Regions from separate parts of the Mus musculus genome. Here region 2 is linked to region 1. A link is a loop called in an ENCODE intact Hi-C map of the cell type or tissue named here. Cell type or tissue: left cerebral cortex. All regions are shown on one strand.

Evidence for each region. Hi-C counts contacts between places; a loop is a spot of excess contacts. Peaks named below come from ENCODE experiments on the same cell type or tissue, not always from the same donor. Only the 100,000 strongest peaks of a DNase experiment are listed, where the experiment ranks them.
Region 2: it touches region 1 in a loop (2.4-fold over the local background); 2 of 42 quality-filtered maps call a loop at or near these places.

The regions. Positions count from the first base shown.
Region 1 is chr2:166,268,426-166,276,425 of GRCm38, reverse strand. Gm11468 (predicted gene 11468) reads right to left here and starts at 2,518. Exons shown (of 3, transcript NR_033467.1): 1 at 2,294-2,518. In left cerebral cortex, no CTCF peak of the experiment used is centred here; DNase peaks (open chromatin) are centred at 2,548, 4,356 and 4,621; H3K27ac peaks cover 509 bases.
Region 2 is chr2:166,411,017-166,419,016 of GRCm38, reverse strand. It overlaps Gm30796 (a long non-coding RNA gene), which reads right to left. Exons shown (of 4, transcript XR_375242.3): 4 at 3,814-4,025. Among named protein-coding and RNA genes, the nearest start is that of Gm30796, 10 kb to the right of the region's middle. In left cerebral cortex, no CTCF peak of the experiment used is centred here; DNase peaks (open chromatin) are centred at 1,186, 2,603, 3,372 and 6,329; H3K27ac peaks cover 822 bases.

The DNA.
Region 1 (8,000 bases):
CTAAGTCACCTTTCCTTAAAGAAACTCCCAAACGCCAAGGGACTGCACAACAGGCCGTATTGCAGGTTCTGGATCCTTCCAAGGTCAAGACGGTTTTTTAAAAACCATCTTCCAAGCATAGCTGGTGACCTTGACCATCTCCAGCTCCTTCGACTTTGTACTGGACAATGGGGGTCATGGGAATTAAAGCTAGAAAAGAGGAGCTTTAAAGACCATTTAAGGTGAAGCTTCTGAGACCCCCGGGGAGAAAGGGAGGCTGGCTGCAGGAAGAAAGTCTGCAGCAAACAGGCCTTCTCCGAGGTCTCCAAAGGAAGTTAAGAGGCTTTACATTTTGATAAAGCTTTTCCTACCGAATGCTTGCAAAGACACAGGTGTCCCTGTCTCTCAAAAAAATGGCCGCCGGGCAGTGGTGGCGCACACCTTTAACCCCAGCACTTGGGAGGCAGAGACAGGTAGATTTCTGAGTTAGGTCGAGGCCAGCCTGGTCTACAGAGTGAGTTCCAGGACAGTCAGGGCTACACAGAGAAACCCTGTCTCAAAAAAAAAAAAAAAAGGCATGTGAATTTGTACATGTTCACATGTTCATATGTGTTTGCATACCTGTAAGTGGATATGTCTTTGTACTATGATGAATAACATTATGTTTTAAGTTTCAATTACTGTACTTAAGAGATCTAGAAAACTAATGTCTCTAACCTGTGAGTTCTGCTTGCTGAAGGACAGATAGATTCCTGGCACGCTGAAGGGCTGTTCATGTATGAAAACAAGCCACGTGCTTTCACTTCTGTAAACGAGCTTGGTTGCCCCAACTGACAGGATACGCTGGAGCACAACAGGAGTGTCGTAGGCAGAGAATATATCAGGATGTATGCTTGCCTCTGGTTGGACGAAGGCAGGAAGTACGCAGCATTGTGAGTTTTGCCCTTATAAGCCCCTGACTAACGTAATCTGTGCCATATTCTGAGCACAGGTCTTGGGTATGGTCCTGGCTAGCATTTAATAAAGCCTGCACTGGTCTTTCCTCACCCAGTGAGATTAACAGTCCATGTCTGTGCGTGCACATCTGGGCACTTGCATGCATGTGGAGGCAAGAAGAAGCTGGGTGTCTTCCTCTCCTACTCTCTATCTTATTCGTAAGTCAAGGTCTCTCGCTGAATCTGAAGCTTGCCTATGTGACTAAGCTGGCTGATCAGCAAGCCCCAGAGACCCTCCTGTGCCTGCCTCCCCAGTGCTGGGGTGACAGGCACACACTACCACACTTGGTTTTTTACATGGGTTCCAGGGATCTGAACTCAGGTCCTCAGCCTTGTATAGACAGCGCTTTACTGATTGAGTCATCTCTGCAGCCCTGGAGGCCTGTGACTTTCCGCCCTGAGATTATCCAGCTTCCATGTACCTGCCAACAGAAGGCAGAAAAGCAACACGATGAATGCCCAGCCCAGCCCAGGGAATCAACCCTGGGCTTTTATCAGTGGGGGCTGATACTCTTTCATATAGCCCAGGCTGGCCTCTATCTCTCCGTGTATCTAAGGATGGTTTCAGGTAGCCCAGGATGGCCTCTATCTTGCCATGTATCCACCCACAGTACCCATTGTCTGTTGCTGCATGGAAATATTGTCTGTTCCAGCTCAAAACGTAGCGGTTTCAACCAAAAACCAGCTGGATCTGCTTCTTCCAATCAGGTCCCAGGTCAGACATGGCTGCACCACGTCTGCAATTTCCACCAGGAAGACCTGAGAGCCCGGAAGTCAGGGCACCATAGATTGGCTTGCCTGGGGACTTTCTTCGTATGTGTAAAGTCGGCCTGGAGAGCTCAGAAGTCAACCCCACTAAGACTGTGAGCAGAGATCTAAGAGACTCACCCCCACCCCACCCCACCCCCGTGTAGCTGGAGCTCTCTGCCAGCATGGACACTTCAGGGTGATTAGGCTCCTTCTGTAGTGGCTCAGAGTCCTAAGAACAAAACGTCTAACAAGATGAAAACTCCAAGACCTCTCCTCACTCAGTTTATGTTCTGGAAGCCCCAGAGTCATAGGGATGGGGAGTGGACACAGATTCCACGTCTAAGTTAGAGGCCTGTCAGACCTCAGTGACTCCCACAGAATCAGCAGCTCCAAGTGCATCCTGGGAATATCTCTGCTTCTTTATTCTCCTGTGCCCAGAATCACTCCCACATCGCTCTGACCACAGATCCTCAGTTTGGACTGTGCTTGGGGCAGACCCCACACCAAGACAAGGCACAGCCTCAGCTTCCAGCCCCCCAGGACACACAATGGGAACAGGTTCTACCTACCATGGAAGTTTGTAAGGGACACTCCCCCAGAGACATGCTCAGATGTCAGCACACACTGCTCTCTTCCACAGAACTGCTGGGGTCTTCCAGGTCCCATTTATCTCCCCCGGTAGCAGCTGCCTGCTTTTGCTTCTACAGCACAATCTTCCAGAGCTTTGGAATGGACTTTGCACTGCAGCTTGATGAAGAGAAAAGCAGCGGTGGATACGCAGGGTTCACAGAGGTGGCACCCGCCCTCCTTTGACTGCGCTTCGCAGGCTCTGAGACAACAGGCAGAATTTGGATGGATTCCCACTGCACGGCTCCTAAGTGGCTCCATTTAAATAAACACCCCCTGGGAATTCATATCCGCATTCCCTGCGGGTGATCCGCTCTTCTCCTCCTCACTTCAAACATATAAAATTGAGAATATGTCAGACCTCGCACGGGCTCTTTACAAAGTGTTCCCCATTAACCAGGGCCATTTCAGCCCCATGTTCCTGCCCTCCTCTAAAGGCAGCCCGTGGCATTTCCATAATAAAGAGCCGTTTATGGCTTGAAATCTTGACTGTTGAAAAATGAATTCCAAAATCCCCCTGGTTGATTTATGGCCCATATGCTTTCTTTGTTGCCGCGTTCGTCACCCCTGGTTAAAGATAGAACGTATTATCCGTCCGGGCTGGAGAGGTGGCTCAGCAGTTAAAAGGCTGGCTGCCCTTCCAGAGGACCCAGGTTCGATTCCCAGTACTCACAGGGCAGCCCATTTCCAGGGGATCTAATGCCCTCTTCAGCCACCAGACACGCGTGTGGTGCACAGATGCACATGCAGGCACTCATACACGCAATTATTTTAAAAAGAGAAAGTATTGTCACATCATAATTATACATGCTATATGTGTATGATTATGCATTTAGTTGTAGAATTATAATTTTAATCTTGCTGGTGGGTGATCTCTTAAAATCCTAATTTGAGAATCTTAACTGGCCAAAAAGCCTGTGAGCCAACCCAGAGAGATGCTGCCCACCCAACAGTGGAGGTCATGTCATGGGTCAGGGTGTTCCTGAAGGGTGAAAAAGTGGTTGCCATGGAGATCTCCATGAAAGTGCCCTGTCTCAGTCCAGGAGGAATACATTGGGCAGGGAGGGGTCCTGAGTCTGTTGACCCTTGAAGTTATCAAAGAAAGGACATGCTGCTCTTGCAAAGGACCTGAATTGGAGTTCCAGCATCCTCATTGAACAGTTCCAAACACCTTGGAACTCTCACTCCAGGGGTTCTAATACCCTCTTCTGGCCTCCGTGGGCATCAGCACTCACCACCACGCAGACATTAGCATAATTTAAAATAGTAAAAATAAATCTTTGCTGGGCAATGGTGGCACATGCCTTTAATCCCAGCACTTGGGAGGCAGAGGCAGGCAGATTTCTGAGTTCAAGGCCAGCCTGGTCTACAGAGTAAGTTCCAGGACAGCCAGGGCTACACAGAGAAACCCTGCCTTGAAGAAGAAGAAGAAAAAGAAGAAGAAGAAGAAGAAGAAGAAGAAGAAGAAGAAGAAGAAGAAGAAGAAGAAGAAGAAGAAGAAGAAGAAGAAGAAGAAGAAGGAGGGTTTCAGGGAGGGAGTCGGGGGTTCAGGACCCTCCTCACTTCTAGACACCTGTGCAGATACCCTCCCCCTTCTGCTCTTCCATGTGGGCTCAGTGGGTGGCCACCCTCATACCTTCGAGGTGACCATGAGACCCCCATATGGTCATGCTTCTTTCCAGAGCAGACCAGTTAGGTTCACAGCCACCACCGTGAGCCAGACCACTGTAGCCAGCAGTGTCCAGGAGGGCAGAGAGGAAGCCGGCTCACCGGTTTTTTGTCTCCATTTTCCTCTTTCTCCAAGAAGAATAAATAACTCCTTCGTCACTTCCATCCGTCATCTAAGGCAAAAAAAAAAAAAAAAAAAAAAAAAAAAAAACCAGACGATAACGATGTGAATATATTAATCAGACTCTCCCTGCAGATGAGTCTCTGCTTTAGTTAGAGATGGTAATTTGGCGCTGTGATTTTCAAAGTCAGTGAAATGCTAAATAGAAGCATGTCAGCTGGTATCAGATAGAGCCCCAAAATAACATCCCTCAGAACAGATCCTTTGATAAAATATCCCCAAAGAATATCAAGATATACATAATGGGTTTGGTTGTTTTTTTTTTATAACCGATTTGGCAGATTTCTCTCCCCTAGCTTCCAGCTTTCTAAGGATGATTTCATTCCAAAATGCTCTTTAAGTTTGCAAAATGTGCTTGCCACTCACCCTGCCCCCCCCAGCCCCCGCCACTCTGAATTGTCTTTTTCTGCATTTTGCCGTTCCTTTTAGATGGGAAATTGATGGCTTCTTTCATGCTGAGTCACTGGAACAGGAGTGGCCTGATTTCCAATTACACGTGAGGAAAATGCAGTCTAGGGAGGGTCTGCGAGCCCTATGGGGCATCCCTGACAAGGCTGAAAGAAGCCAAGTCCTTAGCCAGAGCCATCTCAGTGATAGAGGCCGGCAGGGGGTTTGTCCCTTCGAAGTTGGCATTGGGCTGGTAACTGTCTTTGTTCCGTCTACTGTTGTTCCTTGAGTCTGAGGACAAGATGTCCTAAGAAAATTTTGCCTGGCAGCTTGATTGAGGGCTCTAGGATTCAGAGCCAGGAGATGACAGATCTTGGTGTGAACTAAGATTTTGTTGAAAAAAAAAAAGAAAAATGCCAGGCGTGAGGGCTCATTTGTGATATTCCAGCACAGCATGTGGAGTGCTGGGTGAAAGACCCTGTCTCCACAACAAAACAAAAACAGACGGGAGGCTGGAAAGGCGGCTGAAGAGTGCCTGATGCTCACACTTTCAGGGGACCACAGTTTGGTTCCCAGTACCCGTGTCTTTCAGGTCTCCACTCCGCGTACCACTATCTCCAATGGATGCAACAGTCTCCTCTGGTCTAGGCAGGCATCCGTGTGCACATGCATACAACTACACACAACACTCACTGATAGTTAAAAATAAAAATAAAAATAAAGCAACAGCAGCAAAAAGGAGGGATGGAGATGTATCTTTATTGATAGAGCACTGGGCTGCCAAACACAGAGCCCCAGGCTTGATTCCTTAGGATCATAAAAGACCCAGTGTGGCGGCAGCCCAGGGCTGCGGCGTGCTTGTAATCCCAGAGTGAAGAAGGGGGATGCAGCAGGATCAGAAGTTCACGGCCATCCAACCACATAGCAAGTTCAAAGGAGTCTGGGAAATGTGAGATTCTGCCAAAGAAAAAGAAAGCTTTATTTTTACTAATAAGATTATGATTTTAAGAAAACACTTATTTTTAATCAAAACAACAAAAAAAGAGATGTTATGAGTTAGACTTCAGAGCCCTGACTCTTGAGTTCTCCTGATTATGACTGTATTTGGAGACAGGGTCACCTTCTTTTTCAAAGTTCAGTGACATTATTAGAGTGGACTCTGGTCCTGTATGGACAGCATCTTTCTAATAAAGTATTGGGGCACAGATGTAGGCTGAGAAAGGCCATGAGAGGTGAAAGGGGTCGGGGAACCTCACTCTCCCAGGAATTCTGGGAAATCCTTAAGACCTTTTAAAATACAGGATCAAACACAATTAATGCTGCTAAGCATGACAGGCAAGCACTTGCTAAGTTTATTTTTCTGAACCCTTTGGTATTTTTCTGTCACTGAATGATGCTATCAGGATTGGCCATCAGACAGGCTCCTCCTGTGGGCCTAGCCATCTTTGGTGAAGAACTGTCTAAAAAGAAAAGCATGACAGAGCCCAAGAACCATTGAAGACATGACTGTGGTCACAGGAGGCTTTGTTCCTGAAAGGACCGGAGTCTGCATGGGACACACCAAGACCAAGTCAACCTGGGGAAGAGAAAGTGACCAAATAAGGAAATGGGTAGCTTTAGGGATGCAACTTAGTGGTTTTTAGCAAGCAAACAAACTTGGCGCCATGTTGGCCCGTGCTGGGGCCTGCTAGAGCCCTTCAGTTCCCATTAGCCTGCACCAGCACAGGGAAAATTCACCCTCCACCAGGCGAGTTCAGGGGAACTTAGCAGAGTTAACGTGCAACTGTTTCAGGAGTGACTTCCCTGGTTGCTGTGTGTGTACCGAGTCTGTGTACAGTCGTCTTGGAAAGCAAGACCCTTCCTTCCCCCAGCGACTGAGTAAAAGCCTCGACAGAGAGGAGGGTTTGGCTCTAGTTATATTCCTGTCATGGGGGTAAAGCGCTCTGACCAAAAAGCAACATAGCAGACAAAGGGTTAATTTGGTTACAATCCCAGGGCATAGTCCTTCATCGGAGGGGAGCAAAGGCAGGGACATATAGGGCCACTTCCATGGTCAGGAGCAGAGCTTGCCTGTGCTCGGTCCTGAGCTAGCTCTATTCACTTTCATATAGTCAGGGCCAACCCAGGAAGTGGTACCATCCACACTCCTCCCACCCCAATTAACAATAAAGACAGTTCCCCACAGGCCAACCTGACGTGGGTAATTCCTCAGAAGTCTCTCCTCCTCTAGGGCTGGAGAGATGGCTGAGAGATGAAGAGTCCCTATAGTTCTTGCAAAGGACTCTGGTTCCATCCTCAGCAGCCACATGGTGGCTCGCCATCTGTGACTCCAGTTCCAGCAGATCTCATGCTCTCTTCTGACCTTGGTAGGCCCTACGCACACACGTTACACAAAACAAACAAACAACCCCAAAACCAAATCCATTCAGGTAAAACACTCACATCACATAACAAAATGCATAAACCTAACGTTAATTTTTTTTTATTTATGAAAATACTCTCTTCCCAAGTGATTCCAGGTTGTGTCAAGTTGAATGTCAAAACTGACCAGAATTCTAGAAGTTAAGCTGTAACTGGTGATACTCAAAATGACCACATTACGCGCACATACACACACACACACACACACACACACACACACACACACACACACACACACACGGTCAGCTTGTCTTTCAGGCTGGCCAGGAAATCCTCTTCTATGCAACCTTCCTGGGTTGCAACTTTAGGGCCACAACAAGGCTCTTGGGTGGTCTTTTGCCTACCCGTGATCATCATGGTAGACTGGGTTGTGCTGGTAACAAGAATGGGTTAGCAGTGGCAGCTACAACAGAAGAGGCAGCCATGGCAGTGATGAGGTCCAGCATCTACCGTGACAAGAAGGTAGTAGAGGGCTCCAAAGGCACCTGGGGGAGAGGTAGTGGAGATAACGGACAACAGTGGATGTTAGAGAAGAAACAAAACGGGGAAACAGCCGAAACGGTGGAAGACAAGATGGCTGCAGAAACGGTAGCTAGAAGAGTTCAGAGAACTGAGGGCTCCTAGCACCCAGGGACTGAAAGTTGTAACACTCACTAAGGTCCCCAGCACCCAGGGCTTGAGCACAACACTGGCCAGTAGTCACTGTCATGAGTCCTGGATCATCGGCCTCTGACATCTAGACCCAGAGTAGAAAGCCTGCAGCTGAGGTTCTGGCCTCTACAACTTGAACTCACAAGCTTTTAGTTCTCAGGATCCCAGCCATAACCTCCCCCCTACCCCCCACACACACACCGCCCATCTTAATCCAGTCATTGGGCCCTTGGTGCCCAGGAGTCTGGAAGCTGCTGTTTGCCTATATTGGAAATTTCAATCTGGGTATAGAAAAGAAACCCCAGCCAGATGGCTGCAAATAAAAACACGGGGCCCTCCAA
Region 2 (8,000 bases), 140 kb before region 1:
ACATGTGTAAACACACAGACACACAAGGGTACTATACACGTGAACATGCAAACACACACGTGTGCTAATGTGTAAATGCACAAACATATGTGTTCTACACACAAGAATGTACAAACACACACATGTACTACACAGGTGAACAGACAAACACATGAGTGTACTACACATGTGAACATACACACACATTCAAAGCACAAAAAGGGACCAGAAAACACAATAACAAGACAATTTTAGGGCGTGTCACGTTCCATGAAAGAAACAAGATCAAGCTCAGAGTGGGTGGAGAGAGAGGGCCTGAGTTAGAAGAAAGAGGACAGACAGAACCAGGTGTATAGCTGTGCTCAGTTTAGCCTGATGAGCTTTGGCTTGTGACTCTTAATAAGAATCTGTTCCCTTCTCCCGTTTGGAAAACAAAACAGCATAATAGAGACTTTGTGCGCGGGGAGCTAGCCAGGAGAGCGGCTTAGTTGTGGCTATTCTTGGGAGACCTGAAAATAAAATTTACATCAGTATACTGGGTGAGGTGGACTAAGGCCATCCCTCTGTAGGGGACCCTGGGCGTGGCTTAGCTGTCCTGTTGATGCACACAAGCATCCAGAGTAAGGATGGTGTCTCAACACAGATGCCACTCCTCGATTTTCCACAAGGAAGCTAGAAATGCTTCCTCTGCACCAGGCAGTGGTGGCACACGCCTTTAATCCCAGCACTTGGGAGGCAGAGGCAGGCGGATTTCTGAGTTCAAGGCCAGCCTGGTCTATTGAGTGAGTTCCAGAACATCCCGGGCTACACAGAGAAACCCTGTCTCGAAAAAACCAAACCAAACCTACAACAACAAAGAAATGTTTCCTTGACTTCTTCTACAGATAAAGCATGGTTGTCACACATGGTCACCGCACCACATGAGACTTCCACGGAAACTTCTGAGGTTAAGAAGGCTCTGTGTGTGTACAGGGTACCTGCTGGCAAGGGAAGTCTAGACTGCATTCTGACTGTGTGTAGATTCCTAAAAGCCAGAATTTCTGTCTCAGAGACTGTAAGCTCCTGCTAGTATCTATGTAGTTCTTGTCCCTGTTAAATAACCAGAGGGGACCTAGTGACGGAGGACGTGTAGCTCGTGTCGTCTAAATCTGAATGCCTGTGGGCGCCATGGAGCCCCCACCCACGTGTCTGCTGGGCATGAGCCTTTCCTGCCCACCTCAGTTCCGACAGACGGGTTGAACAGAAACAGTTATTTTTGCTCCAGAATATGAAAATTGGATAGTAAATCAATAGAGAGCCATCTGTGAGCATGTTCTCACAAATTCTAAATGTGACAAGCCGGAGGACAAGGTGTCCCTGGAAAATACGGTTATTGATGTTAGTAACTGGTAAAAGAGGGTGTTTCTGGGATGGGGAGGAGGGCTGCTCACGGACAGGAAACTGTGTCCCGGTTCCCCAAGCCATGTGAGAGGTAGGTCCAGAGTGTGGGACTGTGGAGAAGAAACATCAGGGCCACGTGAGCAGAAAGTACTGCCAGTCCCATGGATGCCTCTCAGATATCTGTAACTTCTCTGTCCAGAGATTTCCTGCAGCCGAGCAGCACACACGCTACTGGGTCCATCAGTAAGTTATAGTTCATGCAAGGTAAGTCTGAGTACCGTGCTCTGGTTGAGAGGTGTCTCAGGAGACAGCATCCCTTCCTGTCACTTGCTCCCTGTCACTAGGCTGGGCACAGCCCACGTCTGGAGCCCTCATGAGAAGTCTGGTCCTGAGCAGAGCTGACCGACGAGGCAGAAGGGGCCCAGGTCCAACATGTCAATGGAGGCACTGTTTTACCTGTAGAACGTCCATGTTTATATAACACCGAGGTACATTTTTAGGAGCTGGGGAGATGGCTCAGTCTATAAAGTGATCGCTGCACAGCCAGGAGGACCTGAGTTGGTTCTCAGATGTCCCCAAACACTGATGATGCAGGTGTGAGGTAGTGGGGCCTTTAGCTGGTGAGACCCTGTTGGAGGAAGGGGTGCTGGAGCCCTGGCTCTTTATTCTCCCGTTCACTTTCTGCTCTCTGGAAGGGGAGTTGCCTTCGCCCCATCACATGCTTCCCCCTGTGGTGCTCATGTGGTGTTGTACGCCTATAATCTCAGTGCTGGGAAGGCAGAGACAGGGGGATCCCCACAGCTTGCTGGCCCTCCAGCTTGGCTTATTTAGTGAGCTCCAGGCTAGTGAGAGACCCTGTCTCAAAGAGATGCATGGTATTTGTGAAGATAACACCCAAGGTGTAACACTCTGGCCTCCACACATCCATATGTACCTGCACAACATGTGCACACACACACACACACACACACACACACTCACACACATGCTCACATCCAAAAGAAACACTTTTATTTGTATTTTTATTTTTTGTTTCTTTTTATCTTCCTCCTCCTCCTCCTCCTCCTCCTCCTTCTCCTTTGGTTGGGTTTTTGTGTCAAAGGGCTGTTATGTAGTCCAGATGGTCTTAAACTCATCCTCCTGCCTCAGCCTTCAGAATACTAGCTGGTCACAGCTAGCCCAGAAACACCTTTTTGTCCTGCTTGTGGGACTGACATTTTGTCTTAGGAAATTCCCACCAGAGCACCATCTGGGTAGACAGAGTTCTGCTTAGTAACGAGCTGGAGACAGAGCAGGAGAGTGGAGACTGAGACCTGCACCATGTGGTCGCAATGAACAAAACCAGGAATCTGTCCCCTGGAGTTCGGGTGAAGGACAGTAGCTCCAGGGTCCCTCAGTAAGAATGGGCACTCATTTGCTGGCCAGGGTGGGCTGGCAGAGGGAGCTGGGCTCTGTGATAGAGATATGGAGAGGAGAGCAGGAAGGGGAGCCTCAATCCTCCCAAGTCAAAATGGAGGCTGGCAGCATGCTGGGTCAGGTTTCTGCTGGGAAGCCAGAGCAGATGAGGGTTTACCAACAGATAAGATGGCAAAGGGCTTCCCACAGTGCCCAGCAGGGCTTGAGAGAAATTTGCCTTATGAAAAGCGAACACACTCACCCTTACTGGGCCCCGTCAAGCATCAGCCCACCAAACAAAACAGACACACACACACACACACACACACACACACACACACACACACACACACATATGGGGCAGACAGCCAAAGGGTCAGAGAGAACTGCGGTTTCAGAGTCCCCCGCTCTGGCAGCCTGTAAGTGACTTGGACGGGATATTCAAGGAGCGTTTCCATCCACAGCTGGAGTTGATGATGAGAGTCTCTGCTGTGTGCAGCGGTGGACCGAGACTCGTGTAGACATGCATCTAGACACGGTTAAGTGCTACTGAGCACAACGCCTGCAGAACAGCAGGAGCGAATCAACACGGAGTCACTGCTTTATATTGTGATTGCCGGTTGAAAAATGAGATTCTCGGGGCTTTGCAAATTTCTGTTATGTCCTGGCAGGCTTCCTCTCACAATCCTAATGGCATGTGCAGCTCTGGCTAAGCCCCGCCCCCTCCAGTCCCTCTCCGTTTTCTCTGTGTGCAGGTGTGTGTATAGGTGTGCGTGCACATGAAGGTCAAAGGTCAACTTTAGGTGCTGTTCCTCAGGCTCACCAACCTTGAGACAGAATCTCTCACCTGCTTGAAGCTTGAAAATTAGGCTAGGCCAGTGGGCCTTGGGATCTTCCTACGGATGGCTAATTTTCCAACGGTCTGCCTCTGAACCAAGCTTTTCCCTGGTTCTGGGGATCCAACTCATCCCCCCACAGCAAGCTTCTCTCCCTTTCTAGATGAGCTATGCTGACCACCCAGCAACCTTTTCCTCCCCTACCATGACCACAGGCGACTTGGAAAGAGTGTGTTCAGTTTACAGATTGTCGTCCATCCCTAAGGGAAGTCAGGACAGGGACTCAAAGCTGGAACCTGGAGGCAGGAACTCAAGCAGGGGCCACGGAGGCATGCTGCTTACTGACTGGCTCAGCTTCTTTGCAAACAGCGCCCCTGTCCACCAATCCAAGTGTAGTACCGCCCACAGTGGGCGGAACCCTCTTCCACCAATCATCTACGGAGGAAAAAAAAAAGGTTCAAGGACTTGTCTACAGAATAATCTTACGGAGGCATTTTCTCAGTTAAGGTTCCCTCTTCCCAGATGACCCAAGTTTATATCAAGCTGACAAATAAATAAATAAATCAGCTCAAGCATTTTTTTTTGGTTTTTCGAGACAGGGTTTCTCTCTCTCTCTCTCTCTCTCTCTCTCTCTCTCTCTCTCGATCAAAGAAAGTTCTCAGCTCTAACTGTGCTGGAATTTCACCCCATCCGATTCTTGCTTTAAACTCAAACTCCTCTAATAGATTTTGACAGGGGCGTGCGGTATTTTCACCCTTGGAACTCTTTTTTATTAATAAGTTATCACTGCAACAAATGCGCATACGGTTGTATGAAGTTCATGGTCACTGTCGGGGAGAGAGAGACGTTGTCTTTAGTGGCTGAGATACTTGCATGGTTTCTGTGTAAAACACCCCTCACCATGTCCCTGTAAGCAACCATGATTAAATCTACTGACTCAATAAAAAAAAAAAAAAAAAAAAAAAAAAAAAAAAAGATATGGGGACTGGAGAAATGGCTCAGTGGTTAAGAACACTGACTGCTCTTCTGAAGGTTCTGAGTTCAAATCCCAGCAACCACATGGTGGCTCACAACCATCCATAATGAGGTCTGATACCCTCCTCTGGTGCGTCTGAAGACAGCTACAGTGTACTTACATATAATAATAAATAAATCTTTTTAAAAAGAACACCATAAAAAAACGATATGAAGGTGAAAGGGGACTGGAGAGATACTGGAAGGGAATCTGCAAGGCGCGGGGGGGGGGGGGGGCAACGGCAAGAGATGGGGGGCAGGGGACAAGGAACAGATCAACATAGATCCCAAAACTGACATCATAATGAAGCTTACAGTGTGTGATTAACATGTGTCAATAAAAAGTGTAAACACACACACAATAAAACCATAGAGATTGTGGTCCATTTGAAGGTGGGATTCTGAATTCAGCCCACAGTAGTGAATAATATCCAGTTGACCCATTGTAGGGCAGAGTGGCTGCTTTAAACAGGCCTACCCATTCCCAGGCATGAGTGTCTTTCCAGTGAGTTGGCTCTCAGATGTCCGCAGACGCTGATGATGCAGGTGCAAGGTAGTGGGGCCTTTAGCTGGTGAGACCCCATTGGAGAAAGGGATGTTGGAACCCTGGCTCTTTATTCCCCCGTTCACTTCCTGCTCTCTGGAAGGGGAGTCACTGTTCCCCCATCACCTGCTTCCCACTGCAGTGCTCTGTCTTGCCATAGACCTAATCAATGGAGTCAACTGACCATGGACCAAAATGCTGAGACCTGCACAGCTCTGGGACTGACCTGACAGGAGCAACAGGGAATGAAGAAATGACGGCCACAAGTAACAGACGCTGGGGTTGGCGGGCTGTATGCCCTGGTGAAGCCGCACTGGCAGTGGTCAGGAAGCTCAGTGGGTTTATCATACGCGGTGCTAATGAGGAGGTGGGTGAGTTCATCTCAGTGGGGCCATCGCTGTAGGGGAGCTGTCTAAGGCTGTGGTCACCTCGGATGAGGGATCTGCAGTAAGTATTTTCTCCACAGACTGTTTTTAGCTATTGGTCAGTTGCTCTGTAGAGATCTGTTCTCAGACCAGAAGGCCTACACATTCCCCTGACCCATGGGTCTGAGACACTAGCATTCTTGATGTGGTCTTGCCTAAGTCAGCATTCCTCCTTTAAGTTGCCTTGCTTAGGAATTTTGTCACAGCAGAACTAATACAATTGTCTGTCCTTACAAAGTGGCTCCAACATCAGCTCTGTCTCTCTCGCCTCCCTGCTTTCAATAGCTGACTGACAGTAGCCAAGTAGCCACCGTGATCCACGCTTGTATTAATGACTAGGTGAGAGCGGAAGAGCTTCATCTTCCAATGCCCTCCACCCATGAGGGTGTCCCCGCTCTCTGGTTCCAATGCCCTCCACCCATGAGGGCGTCCCTGGGGAAGAAGTAGCGGGGGTGGGGGTGGTGGGAGATGAACATGTGTCTGTGGCAGATTCTTCACACTGAGGGCTCCACTGTGAGGTCCTGCAGGTCACCACATCCCCTCCAGAAGCCACATCTCTGCAGAAGCCTCCTGACTCCAGATTCTGGAAGCTGCTTACTGTCCTTGCCCTTGCCCTGTCCAGGGCTCTGTGTCCTGTTCTTTCCTGTCATCTCCCTTCATCCTGCCCGTGGGTTTTAAACAGCATCTTTCTGAACTGCCCTCTAATGAGCCAGCAGCAGCACGCCATCTGTCCCCGCTGTAGTGCTGAGTGCTTAAGCTGCACTTTGCAGGAAGGGCGTCGGTGATGGGGACGTGGAAAAGAGGAAGCGTCAACGACATGTGTCAAAGAAAATGGATTCTCCCAAAGCTGCCAGTGGCTGTGAACTGGCGGCTGTCATGTGTCCCCATGGGCTGTTTCGTAGATGACTGATTTCACACCTGATGGCAGCCTCTCCCTCCCACACCCCAGAACTGCAGAAAGGATGCCAGGAGCCAAAAGGTCATTAGAGCAAGCCAATGAGTGCTGCCCCGTGCATGCTGGCAGCCGTGGTGCAGTCCCACTGCCGCATGGAAGAGGAAGACCCAGGCCCCCACTGACCTTAATGATGGCAGGGGCTCTGCTCTGCCCACTCCTGTCTCACACCCTCCCCCTGGGGAGGGCAGCCTGTCTGATTTCTTGACCTGTCAGACTCTGCCGCACTGATTTAGACATTCCAGACAACCCACCGAGGGTTCTTTATTGCAGCAGAGGGTAACCAGTCTGCAATAACATGTAAAAAGATAGGGGTCCCCAGGCAGCGACAGCAGCTGCAGTTTGGAGTGGAAATCCGGGCTAAAATGTGCATGGATCCACCTGCTGCCAATGGGGTTTTTCCTTGGGGGATAGTCAGATGCAAGATATCATTTCTCTCTCTCTCTCCCTCTCTCTCTCTCTGTCACACACACACACACACATGCATGCACACATACTCACACCTGCACACACACATACCCAATACCTGCACAATTTCAGCCCTGTGTTCAGGAAGTCTCTTGAATCCCAGCCCACCCTGCATTCAACTTTGGTGTCTCGAGCCAAGGCACAGCTGTGAGGTTTTGTACTTCTGTTCAGCAGGTACCTGAAATCTCTGCCTCCTACCGATGACTGCGGATCCCCTCACAGACTTGGGTATCACAGTTGGATATTTGCGGGAGTGACTTAGCACAAAGGCATTATCTCTGCACAGAGATTCACCCTGGAGACAGCTACTGCCCCTTTGTGCTGAGCTCAGGATGCACACACAGAGTGGACCGTGCCATCCCCCTGCAGTAGCCACACACAGAGCCCAGGCTGATCAATGTAGCCATGGCTGACTGGCTGACCTGTAAGCCTGAGTCTCTGTGCTTCCTCCCACAGCTGGCTCAGTCTGGCAAACCACTGAAATCTCAAGTTCTCTTCTGAAGAGCTCGGTAGCAATCCGTTTTCTTTGAAAATTCTCCTCAGCTCCAGAGCGCATTCATGCATGCATTAATTAATCAAGTCATTTAATTATTCCATTCCTATTTTTGAGCCTTTAGATGTTTGGCACTGTTCTAGGTGATGGGATCTGGAATCTAATAACAGCCTGGCTCAGTGTTGTGGTTTGAATTCAAAATGCCTCCCCTCACCTCCCCTCTACACACACACTCTACCCCAGTAGGCTCACGTAGGTCAACACTTGATCCTTGACTCAATTTGGGAAAGCTCTCATCTTTTCAGGGTGGAGACTTCCTGGAGGAAGCGGGTCACTGGGGTGGGTCTTGAGGCTTTATAGTGCAGCCTCATTTCATGTTCACACTGTTACCTGACTGTGTTGTGTACAGCCAGCCTCCCACTCCTTCCACCATGCCTTTCTGACCTGAAGCTTACGCCTTCTCAACCATGATAGAACAATCCCTTAGAACCATAAGCCAGAACAAAGCCGTGCA